Regions from separate parts of the Mus musculus genome. Here regions 1 and 2 are each linked to region 3. The links are chromatin loops, found by intact Hi-C in ENCODE. Cell type or tissue: left cerebral cortex. All regions are shown on one strand. Region 1 overlaps Nxpe3 (neurexophilin and PC-esterase domain family, member 3). Region 2 overlaps Gm45968 (a long non-coding RNA gene). Region 3 has its middle 130 kb from the start of Zpld1.

What was found. Peaks named below come from ENCODE experiments on the same cell type or tissue, not always from the same donor. Only the 100,000 strongest peaks of a DNase experiment are listed, where the experiment ranks them.
Region 1: a loop joins it to region 3, with 8 times the contacts of the local background. A loop is called at or near these places in 3 of 42 quality-filtered maps.
Region 2: it touches region 3 in a loop (5-fold over the local background); 18 of 42 quality-filtered maps call a loop at or near these places.

Annotation. Positions count from the first base shown.
Region 1 is chr16:55,850,930-55,854,929 of GRCm38, reverse strand. The region is part of intron 4 of Nxpe3 (neurexophilin and PC-esterase domain family, member 3); the gene reads left to right. Among named protein-coding and RNA genes, the nearest start is that of Nfkbiz, 31 kb to the right of the region's middle. In left cerebral cortex, a CTCF peak has its summit at 1,874 (motif pointing right); a DNase peak (open chromatin) is centred at 1,873.
Region 2 is chr16:55,467,026-55,471,025 of GRCm38, reverse strand. The region is part of intron 2 of Gm45968 (a long non-coding RNA gene); the gene reads left to right. Among named protein-coding and RNA genes, the nearest start is that of Mir5118, 26 kb to the left of the region's middle. In left cerebral cortex, CTCF peaks have their summits at 1,072 (motif pointing right) and 1,726 (motif pointing right); a DNase peak (open chromatin) is centred at 1,767.
Region 3 is chr16:55,150,061-55,154,060 of GRCm38, reverse strand. No RefSeq gene overlaps it. Among named protein-coding and RNA genes, the nearest start is that of Zpld1, 130 kb to the left of the region's middle. In left cerebral cortex, a CTCF peak has its summit at 2,091; DNase peaks (open chromatin) are centred at 25 and 2,104; H3K27ac peaks cover 335 bases.

The sequences.
Region 1 (4,000 bases), 700 kb before region 3:
CAGACACACACACTCGTGCTTACACACACAGACACACACACTCGTGTTCACACACAGACACACACACTCGTGCTCCCACACACAGACACAGACACACACACTCATGCTCACACACAGACAGACACAGACACACAGACACAGACACACACACTCGTGCTTACACACACAGACACATACACACACTCGTGCTCACACACAGACACACACACACACACACACTCGTGCTCCCACACACAGACACAGACACACACACTCATGCTCACACACAGACAGACACAGACACACAGATACAGACACACACACTCGTGCTTACACACACAGACACATACACACTCGTGCTCACACACAGACACACACACTCGTGCTCCCACACACAGACACAGACACACACACTCATGCTCACACACAGACAGACACAGACACACAGACACAGACACACACACTCGTGCTTACACACAGACACATACACACACTCGTGCTCACACACAGACACACACACACACATTCGTGCTCACACACACAGAAACAGACACACACACTCATGCTCACACACAGACAGACACAGACACACGCACACATACACACTCGTGCTCACACACACAGACACACACACTCATGCTCACACACACAGACACATAATCATGCTCACACACAGACACAGACACACACACACTCGTGCACACACACACACACACACACACACACACACACACACACATCTAAACAGGGCAACAGCACATAATCACTTTGTACCAGACTCCGAATGACATTGTCAGGGAAGATTTTTAGACCGATGTGAAAGAATTCATAACCTTTGCCCCTTTCTTGTTTTTCTATGACTTCTATATTTTGAAGCTTTCTTTCCTACAAGTTTTACTACTTATATATAAGCTAATTCATATTTAGAATGCAGTGTATGGCTCGAAACTGCCCTGCTACCAACACTCAAATGCTGTCATTTTAGTCAAAAGCAAGAAACTGTTTTTAGTCAGAGTAGACCTGCTTATCAAAGGCAAGAGTCTAGTGGAGGACAGACTTCCCCAGTGTCAGAATGACTGATGAATCGTTACTAGTCTCTGTGCTGTGGTCCCTACACACTCACAGCTAAATGACGCAGGGTCTTTGATGGATCCCACCCTCGTTGGAAATTGAACTCATTCCTTTATTTGGGACCTTGCTTATCTTGCTGAGATGGTACCCAAATTTCTGCCCTTAATTCTCATGGTATCACTGTCATCCTTTCATCTTTATAGGTTATTGAGGAAAATTTCTCAGCCTTTATTCCTCTCATTTTTGTTCTGTTTTTGGTCCAGATAACCCTCATTAGAGTAATGGATGATGTAGAGTTGTATGGCACTGTCTTCCCCCGCCCCCGAAGAAATTACCATCATCATATGTTTGCATAAGGTCACCGCAGCCGAGTTTGTTGGCATTCTCTCACGAGGGATCGGGAGCGTCTTTGGATACTCACCTGAGCCACCAGCTAGTTCTCTTTGCCATTTGTCTTGGCTGCCAGTGACCTTTGGGGTCTCTGGTGGGGAAGACGATGAGAACAACTGGACTCCATCGGTTGCTACGGGGAAGCCAGTTCCTGTCGCTGCGTGAAGATATTCCAGTGTGGTTCCTCAGGGTCACACACACTCCTGTCAGTAACCCCTCATCCATGGTCTTTAAGTAGGCCCAGTAAACTCATTGGTTACGCAGGGTGAATCTTAGTTTGTCTTTGGGACTGTTGTAGGTGGGGGATAGATATTGATTAGTGCCCCCTATGGAGGAAATACCCGTAGTACATGGGAAACCCCAAAATACACTTTTAAAGCAGCATTTGAAATGAGTCAGGAGACACTTTTGTACAAATTGACCGCAAGGGGGCACTAGAGGCACGTGCGTTTCGCTCCTAAACAGCATCCTACATTTAAAGAATGAATGTCGGGTTCAGTAATTGATTTGCTTTGCTTGACTAAACTCTGGTAGTAAATATAATTAACATTCTCATGGAAATGGTAATTGCTTCCTGTGTGATATATACTTTTCTTTTTAACATGTATTTGACACAAAATAACTGAATCTGCCAAATTACCAGGGGTAAAATTGTAACTTCAAAATCACTTTTAATTCTCATTCCAGTAAATATTTTCTTTGTGCCCCAGGTGCATTCTCTGCAGGTCTCTGGCTATGCGGCTTTGATACGTTAAATCAAGGAGGGCAGGTGAGACAGCTCAGCTGGAAAAGCCCTGCCGGTCTAGCCTGATGACCTGAGTTTGATCCCTTGGCTTCCGCATAGCAGAAGGAGAGAACCTACTCCTGTAATACACACACACACACTCACACACACACAGACACACACACAGACACACACACACTCACACACACACAGACACACACACACTCACACACACAGACACACTCACACACACACAGACACACACACAGACACACACACACACACACAGACACAGACACACACACACAGACACACACACACACACAGAAACACAGACACACACACACACAGAGACACAGACACACACACACACAGACACACACACAGACACACACACAGACACACACACAGACACAGACACACAGACACACACACACACACAGACACACACACACACTCACACACACACAGACACACATACACAGACACACACACACAGAAACACAGACACACACACACACAGACACACACACACAGAGACACAGACACACACACAGACACACACAGAGACATACACACACAGAGACACACACACACACACAGACACACACACAGACACACACACAGACACACACACACAGACACACACACAGACACACACAGAGACACACACACACAGAGACACACACACACAGACACACACACACTCTTTCTCTCTGTGGCACGCATGCGCACATGTGTACACACTGAATGTAATAATAATATAATGAAACAAAGGAGTTGGGAGCTAGCTGGAGGCAAAGCAACACTTGACATCCAGTTGGGGTTTTATTTTCTCACCAGGATTCTTTTGGCATCCTTCTGAGATGGAGTCATGCTGTGTGCCTAAGTTGGTCTTGAACTTCTGAGAACAAGCGATCCTCCTGCCTCAGCCTCCTGAGTTTTGGAGCTGTACCTCCCGAGTGTACCCTGCTATTTCTAGCCGAGGAAATTACTCCCGAATAAGTCAAATGAATGTTTAGTATTTGTCTTTCTAATCATATTTGCCAAATTAAAACTTTTGCAGGATTGCCGGGCGTGGTGGTGCACGCCTTTAATACCAGCACTCGGGAGGCAGAGGCAGGCAGATTTCTGAGTTTGAGGCCAGCCTGGTCTACAGAGTGAGTTCCAGGACAGCCAGGGCTATACAGAGAAACTCTGTCTCGAAAAACCAAAAAAAAAAAAAAAAAAAACTTTTGCAAAATACCAGTTACATTTCTGCTTAGTCGCTGTACCAATAAAGATGCCTAAGGGGGAAAAAATTAAATATGCACTGTCAGGAGAAATCCGGCACTGTTGCTGCTCTATGACAACAGGAAATGCCATCCATAAGCTGGCAGACCAGCATATGTGTAAGCATAGTTGTATTTCTGGGAATAGTCTTCGTCTGTTTTTGGAGGTAGACAACAGACTAGATTACATTTTCCCCTTTTCTTTACACAAACAAGCTAGAAAATATGCATTTTAAAAGTGAGATTTGGAAATACCAAACAATTTGGATTGAGTAACATGGGAGTGTTAAGGAGTTAAATAACTTGAAAACCATCGCGACTAGGCCAACTTAGATTGAAATGTCCAGGGCATACAGCATTGGCATTCGATCGTGGCTTCACAGATGACTGAAATGACTGGATTGTGAGTGGTGCCGAACCCTGGGGTGTGTAAGGAAGTGTCACGAAATGATTGGTGTTACTTGGAGATTACACATTTGAGTTATTAGAAAAGGAATAAGTTTTATGTCCTCAGGGAAAAGCTGAAAGAAATGGCTGGCCTTTCTGAGCACGTTTCTTTTCAAAT
Region 2 (4,000 bases), 320 kb before region 3:
TTCCTTGTATGATTTATGACTTTCTGAGCACTTTCCCATCTCTGTCTCACTTGATTTACGCAGCGGCTGTGTCGGGGCTTCAAGCTGCTGCAAGGGCAGTCATTGTTTTATTTAACTCATCGCTTACTGCTGCAGAGCCCAGCATCCTCCATATTTATTCATCAATGATTCATTCAATGATTACACAATTTATAGTGAGGGCCCGAAGTAAGCACTGACAGATGTGAACATTCTGTGTAGCTTTTGATGAAAGACCAAATTATAATGCGTAGCGATGTTTGTATAAGCGACAGTACTGTAGGGGACTTCGGTAATTAAGAGCGATAGGATTTTACATTGGTTCTTTGGTTTTGCTGTATCATTTAAGTCATTTGATGATTGACTTTGGTCTTTTATCTTCTCCTATGACAACTGAATGATATATATAATACTCATGTGACAGAGGAGTGTTCAAATTCTTATCTTTCAAAAATTTTAGAGTTATAATAAGTGATGATGACATCATTGAATTCTAAATCTTAATCCATTTTATTGTATTTCTTTATTGATATTTAGCCCAAACTGAAATTGTTTGAATTAAGTAGAGTTACATAATAGCCTTATGTGCATTTCAGTTGATCCTTGAAAGTTTGAACCTTCTTTCTTTCTTTCTTTCTTTCTTTCTTTCTTTCTTTCTTTCTTTCTTCCTTCCTTCCTTCCTTCCTTCCTTCCTTCTTCCTTCCTTCCTTCCTTCCTTCCTTCCTTCCTCTCTCCCTCCCTCCCTTCCTTCCTTCCTTTCTTTCTTTCTTTCTTTCTTTCTTTCTTTCTTTCTTTCTTTCTTTCTTTCTTTCTTTCTTTCTCTCTCATCTCTCTTTCTCTCTTTCTTTCTTCCTTTCTTTCTTTCTTTCTTTCTTTCTTTCTTTCTTTCTTTCTTCCTTCCTTCCTTCCTTCCTTCCTTCCTTCCTTCCTTCCTTCCTTCCTCCCTCCCTTTCTTTATTTCTTTCTTTTTGCAATTTTTAAAAAGATTTATTTATTATTATGTCTAAGTACACGGTTGCTGTCTTCAGACACACCAGAAGAGGGCATCAGATCTCACTACAGATGGTTGTGAGCCACCATGTGGTTGCCGCGGAAGAGCAGCCAGTGCTCTTCTGAGCCATCTCTCCAGTCTTTTTTTTTTTTTTTTCTTTTGTAAATTTACACATATCTGCAAGTGAGGAGATACAGAAATGGACAGAAAGTATACTTTTATATTGTTTATTACTTAGTTTTACATGAAGTTTACTTTATGCTGCTTTTTAAGGTTGGAGCTGTGTTCAGAAGTTTGTGACTGACATGGAAACCATGAAGTTTTGCTTTATCAACCATAAAAATAATTTTGGTATAAAATTTGGTTTATGTCTAGGAAAAAGACTCTAATTCAAAGTTGACTGAATTTCATAAACTAAATAAGAAGCATTGTGATGTTATAGAAGCATGTCTATTATAATTTATGGCAACAATTATTTCAATTTCTTCCCTGTATTAAAGGTGCCTATATGTTTTGACATTTACATAAACAATATTTGAATAAAGGATCAGAGAAATGGATGAATTTTACTGTATAACTTGATTTTTCTCTATGAATCACAGGGAAGTTGATGAGATCACAAAAAATAAAATAGTGACAACTGCTTAGTTTTCTTAGGAGACAACCTAAAAGGTCTAAATAACATAAAGAGGAGCTAGGAGTTCCTCTCTTGGGTGAAGGCCAGCAGATGGCAGTGTGTGGTAAGGAATGGTGCGAGCCTGTCTGTTGGCTCAGAGCCAGGGGATCTCTAGCTCACTGCTCTATTCCAGTGGTAGGAATGAAGATCTAGACGTGTGAAAACCTGCAGGAAATCTGGAAAGGGAACCTTTGCCAACCGAAGATATTCAATAGATGAGACTGAATCCTGGGTGATTACGAATGGGGTGTTTGTTTATCATGCTGTAGATACCATGAAGGTCTCTCTCTCTCTCTCTCTACCCCCATGCGTGCGTGTGCATGTGTGTGTGTGTATGCGTGTGTGTATGTGTGTGTCTATATTAGCTGTACTCATTTCCTTTCACCACATTCTCTCTCAGGGATGATTTCATCGACCCCATGACTTTATTGTCACCGATAACATAATAATAATAATAATAATAATAATAATAATAATAATAATAAATAATGACCCACAGATCTATGCTGCCTAGTCTGTGTACCCTGTTTAGCATTTCATAGGCACTCTTAATTCAGCTAGTCTCCAAGCTAACTTTACAGCCTGGTTTTCCCCAAAGCCACATTCCCCCAGTGTTTGCAGGTTAACATCCAAAAGATCCTTAAAACCAGAATCCTGGGAGTCATTTTAAAAAACTCCCCTCTCTTTTCCAGTCCTCCCCTGCAGTAAACATACAGCTATCCCGCCCTAAGGTTCATTCTCTACCTTTCAGCTTTACTCCAGCTTGTTTCCCAAAGCTCAGTTCTACAGAGAACCCCAGGAATGTTCGCCGTGGATCCATTCTCACCCCACTTCTGTGAATTCTGTACAATCACAGCCACTTTAAAACATTCGGATCAGGTGGTGACACAGTGGCCTTACTTGGATCTCTGCCCATCCCTGCTCTACCGCAATAAGTGAGCTTTCTAATTCTGCTTTTGTTCTTTTAAGTTTCAAAGCTTTGAACTATGGTGTTAGTACTGTTTGCAATCACATTTCTGCCATTCTTCCTTTTCTTATATAATCTAAAAGTGATCTTATCTTTCAAGCATCACTCTGTCGTTTGCTCCAAAATTTTAACTCAGGAGACGACGTCAGGGCTCTGGCTTCATCATTTGGTACTTTTGTCTTGTACATGTGCTCATTGTTTTCCACTAGAGTGTAAGCACCAAAGCATATCCATTTCCTCCACTGCAGTGCCTTTGGTGGCTAGCACATGGCTAGGGATATAGCTGTTTTCTGTGACTATTTGTAGAATGGATGACTTCATGAATGGGGATATCTGTGAGACCTGAATGAATGACCTAATTCTATTTTATTCTATTGCCACTGTGGTGGGGATGGCCTAGGGATATAGTGTAAAAGGAGAATGCGGGTCAGTTCTCCTGGAGTGTGCTCTGTGTTCGTGATCTCTTTGTAATGACAGAAGAGTCTCAATTCAAACATGGGAGAAGGGGAAAGAAGGGACTCTTGAGAGTCAATGTGAAGTTGTCTCACTGATCTTATAAAGTATAAGTAAACCTTGCTAATCAGCAGCAACTTGATCAATATAACCAAGAGGTCTTGCGACAGTTACCTACAAGGTGAACGGTATTATAAAGCAGTACTCTTTCTTTTTATGCAGGGATTTAGGGAGGAATATAGTGTAGCAAGAAAGTATGGAGTAGCTCCTTTCCAAAAGACATTCCATGGAAATTAAAATATTTTGTACCTGTATTAGCATCATGTCAGGCACTAATGATATGTAGCGTCTGAGCACTTAAGCAGGAGGAAATTCAAATTAGGAATTCATTTCTGCATTCTGCTTAATTTTAATAATTCTATATTCATATGTCAACTAATTTAGACTTAAATTTAAATAGCTACACATGGCTGGTGATCACTATATCAGTTTGCGTGGCATAGGCAGAGAGGGTATAGGTTTTGCTGAAACGAAAATGCCTGAGCACATCAAGTCTTCCGGGTGCAGTGCCTAGCCTTACAGAGAACCTGGTTGCAACGGAATCTGACATGCTTTTAGTTTTAGTGATGCACTTTCTCCACCAAGCAAGCAAAATTAAATCTTTCTGGGCAAGAGGTAAGAGTGCATTTTTTTTTTAAAAGCAAAATATAAGGACGAAGTTTATAAACCTGTCTTTCTCTCAATCTTGGCGTATAGTCCACTCCCCCCTTTAGATTCAATATAATGGCTTTTGTGTCCTATCAGATGAAAACTGATGTCTCAACATATTGTAAACGCCACTTTCAGAAAAGCAATCAGCTGTAATACCATCTCGTCTCCTGGTATACGAAGGAGC
Region 3 (4,000 bases):
CTCATTTCCAAACTTTTGCATTTCCTTGACTTTCTTCACCGAGTCTGTCTCTCACCACCCCAGGCAGTTCAAACATTAACACTTCCTTGAGTATAATGTACATGCTTACATCTGTTTGCAATTACATATGCTAGTCCTCCTGACAGGAAGCTCTCTGTTTCTAAAGTCCTCAATATTCTCTATTCTTATTTTGAAACAGACTATAGGCATATCTTCCTGCTCAAAGATGTTGTCAGTATTTCTTTTGTCCTCTGCATTATTGATTCATCTCTCCTCTGCTCCTACACTGGATTGTTTGATGTAGAGTTTATTTTATGATATTATAAATGCTTTGGGCTGTTGGTCTTTCTAGTGGCATCACATATTTCTCTCTGTGTCTTTCTTACCAGTATTCCTTAGGCTCTAAACACAGGAGGTACAATAACTCCAAATTGGATGTCAGAATCATTTCATTTTATTTTCTTCTCTCAATTACTACCTCTGTGTAGGTGACTATCTCATATTCCCTATAATCCTCTAGGTATGTAATCTTTAATATTGTAATTTATACCTAGTATCCTCTTAAATTTGCTCATCATTTTCAGGGAAATAACTATTATCCTCGATAGAAGCTGAGCTTTGTCTATTTCACATACCTATATTGGTTATTCTCAGCATTTGGATACTTGCTTGAGACATTACTTGGATTTATTTCTGTGGATATATCTGCACTGCAACTGCCTGCATGATAATTTTGCTCTTCTGTCTAATCTCCCTGGTTTTTCTGTTTCCATCTCTCAGCGCCAGGTAAATCTTCCTTAAGATGATTCTTTGCAGTGTTGCCCTGGTGCCTCTGGAAGTGCTAGGTATTTTCTGTCACATCAAATCTTTTCTACCTGAATCTTACTGCCTTCTACACTCCAACCTCTAACAGTCTGCCCCGATTTCTATTACTTAACAGTACCCACCAGCGTCTCAAGCAATCTCCTCCCTGATTGATTCTGCCTCACATGAACACTTGTTTGATCCCAACTACCTACAAGGTTCATTTCTCTGGATGTGTCTCCATCTTGCCTCCTCCTCCTCCTTCTATCAGTATTCGTCTCATTCTTGTAGGATGTGTTCAAGGACTCACTTGCTCTCATTTAATTTCACCTTATCCCTGATTTCCCACTCTCTTTCCTCTGAGCCCTGACTACAAATATGTTGTGTCAGAATCATTTTTTTCACAGTGTCAATTTCTGCTTAGCCAATATGTGTCTCTTAAGGTTATGAATTATAACATGTTCCTTGTTACTTTATACTCATAATGTCCCACACAGTTATACCATGTATTCCAAGGAGATAAGTTATATGATATCCTTGGAGGTAAGTTATATGATATAGGTCTTGGCATAATTTAAAGGAAACAATCAAAGATAAACACAAATTACAGGAGTCTTCTAGACTTCTCCATTTCTGTGATACTTCCTGCTTTGGGAAGTACTATTGTTGGGAAATAATAATAATTGCACATCATTTAACTGTTTATCAAGCACTTTCACTTATATTTACTTATTCATAGCTTTATAAGGTCCTTTAGAATTTCATGTTTCTCTGAGGTTTCATATCTGAGGACAGAAAAGATGGAGGTTATAGAACTAGATTACTAAGATTTTTCAAAATAAATAAATAAATAAATAAACTTTAAAATGAGTTACTTTTAGTTGGTCCCAAGGAATCTTGATCCATGAAATGAAGCAAGGCTTATGTTTACTTGAAGATGGGTTTACTTTTATGTTTCAACAGTAGAAACTTTCAGATAAGCAAGGAAGAAATTTGAATGTTAGACAGTGCTCTGAAGCTAGTGCTAGTAGAAGACTGAAGAGCTTCTTGCAGAAAGCCAGGCTAGAGAGGGAATTTCAATAGCCTCTTTGTAAGAGCAGCTTGGGTTTTGATCGTTTTTCTATTATTGGAACGGAGGAGATGACACAGGATTTCAGGCGAAAAAAACGGCAGAAGTCAAAGAGAAAAGGGAAGTATTGGAAATGAAAACTATCTGTGAAAAACATGGTGCAGAGACAGTGTCAGGAATGTGAATGCTTATTTTTAAGATTATATCGCCACCTAGTAAATCAGCCCAGAAATACAGCCCTAGCAAACAGCCTGTGTGTGCTGTGCTCCTGTCCTTCTGGGTCCATGTCCCTACATCTGCACACACAGCTCAGTAAGCATGCCTCCTGCAGATGCTTCCTAAGTCTCCAGTTCTCTGCCTCAGCCCACATACTCCTGCTCATTAGTGGTTATGTAACATAAAAGTCATCAACACACATTTTACAAATAAAAATGTGTTGAAGATTTCCATTAATCATTTTCTTTTCCTGTCTTCAGGAAATGATTAGTTGAAACCCAGCCAGTTGTCATTTGCCACTCCTAAATAATTCAACTCCCAATTACTTGTTGTTACTGATATTCTGCATATTCTCCTTTCATTTCTCTCTCACTAAAACCATATCTAGATAGAGGCTTTCTTTTTGAGAAAATGCCACCTTTACATATCCCATATCTTTAGTTTTCTCATATATTTAACAAGCTCTAGTTTCCTCTGCAGTGATCGTTTGAATTGAATGATCGAACATCCAGCCTGGCCTTGTTTATTGACACATGCTAGTTTAAATACTGCATGGGATTTAAGGTTTTGTGAAGCATCTTGTTTGTACTCTTTGCCAGACCAAGGATTTCATGTAGTAAAATAGAATTCCCAAGGGCTTCTAAAGACATGTGTCAAGCAACATTTGCTCAAAATTGCTTAATATTCTTATCAATAACAAAACATGGGCACTATAAATGCAAAAAAGAATAGAAATGGATTTCCTTTGCCATTTACAATTGATAAAATAATTTTACTCAAACATTCAGAGAGAGAGGGGGGAGGGAAGGAGGGAGAGCTTCATTCTGAGACCAAGAATCCACTTATTTCAAAAATTTGAGTCATCCGGGGATCCATCCCATAATCAGCTTCCAAACGCTGTCACCATTACATACACTAGCAAGATTTTGCTGAAAGGACCCAGATATAGCTGTCTCTTGTGAGACTATGCTGGGGCCTAGCAAACACAGAAGTGGATGCTCACAGTCAGCTATTGGATGGATCACAGGGCCCCTAATGGAGGAGCTAGAGAAAGTAACCAAGGAGCTAAAGGGATCTGCAGCCCTATAGGTGGAATAATTATATGAACTAATCAGTACCCCTGGAGCTTGTGTCTCTAGCTGCATATGTATCAGAAGATGGCCTAGTCGGCCATCAGTGGAAAGAGAGGCCCATTGGTCTTGCAAACTTTATATGACTCAGTACAGGGGAACTCCAGGGCCAAGAAGTAGGAGTGGGTGGGTGGGTGAGTGGGTGGGGGAGCGTGTGGAGGAATTTTGGGATAGCATTGGAAATGTAACTGAAATAAATACCTAATAAAAAGTTCTAAATTATTAAATTTAAAACTTATTAAGCTGAAATGCCCAGAAAACCCCAACACCACTCCATGATTCCATTCTTTATTTATCTTACCTTCTTAAAAAAAAAAAAAACAACCTAAGTTCTCTTCAGCCTTTCAAATGTCTCTATTCTATTTTGAGGGCTACTTAGTGTATTTTGGCTGTAGTTCTGCTTGACTGAAGCTCAGAGTGAAAATTCAGTGGGCAGATACGTTCTGGTTATAAAAGTGTTCTCTATGTGGACTATCAATCATAAAAATATCAGTTGTGCATCATCCAGACAGGGCATTTTATTCTTTGTCCCCTCATAGAATTTTTTCTATTAATGTAATAAAATTTTGTGCATGGTACACAATCGCCAATCAGCTAAGTCTGTTCTGTTTTTTTTTTTTTTTTTTTTTTTTTTTTTTTTTCTCTCGTGTGTAATTGGAGATGTAAGGATTTCTAACCCAGGTTATGCTATTATGGAGCCTGTGCATGCCTTTTTCTCCTTTTTTTTTTTCTTCATTTCTGTTGACAAGGATGTGGATATGGTGGTGAGACTGAAACAGTC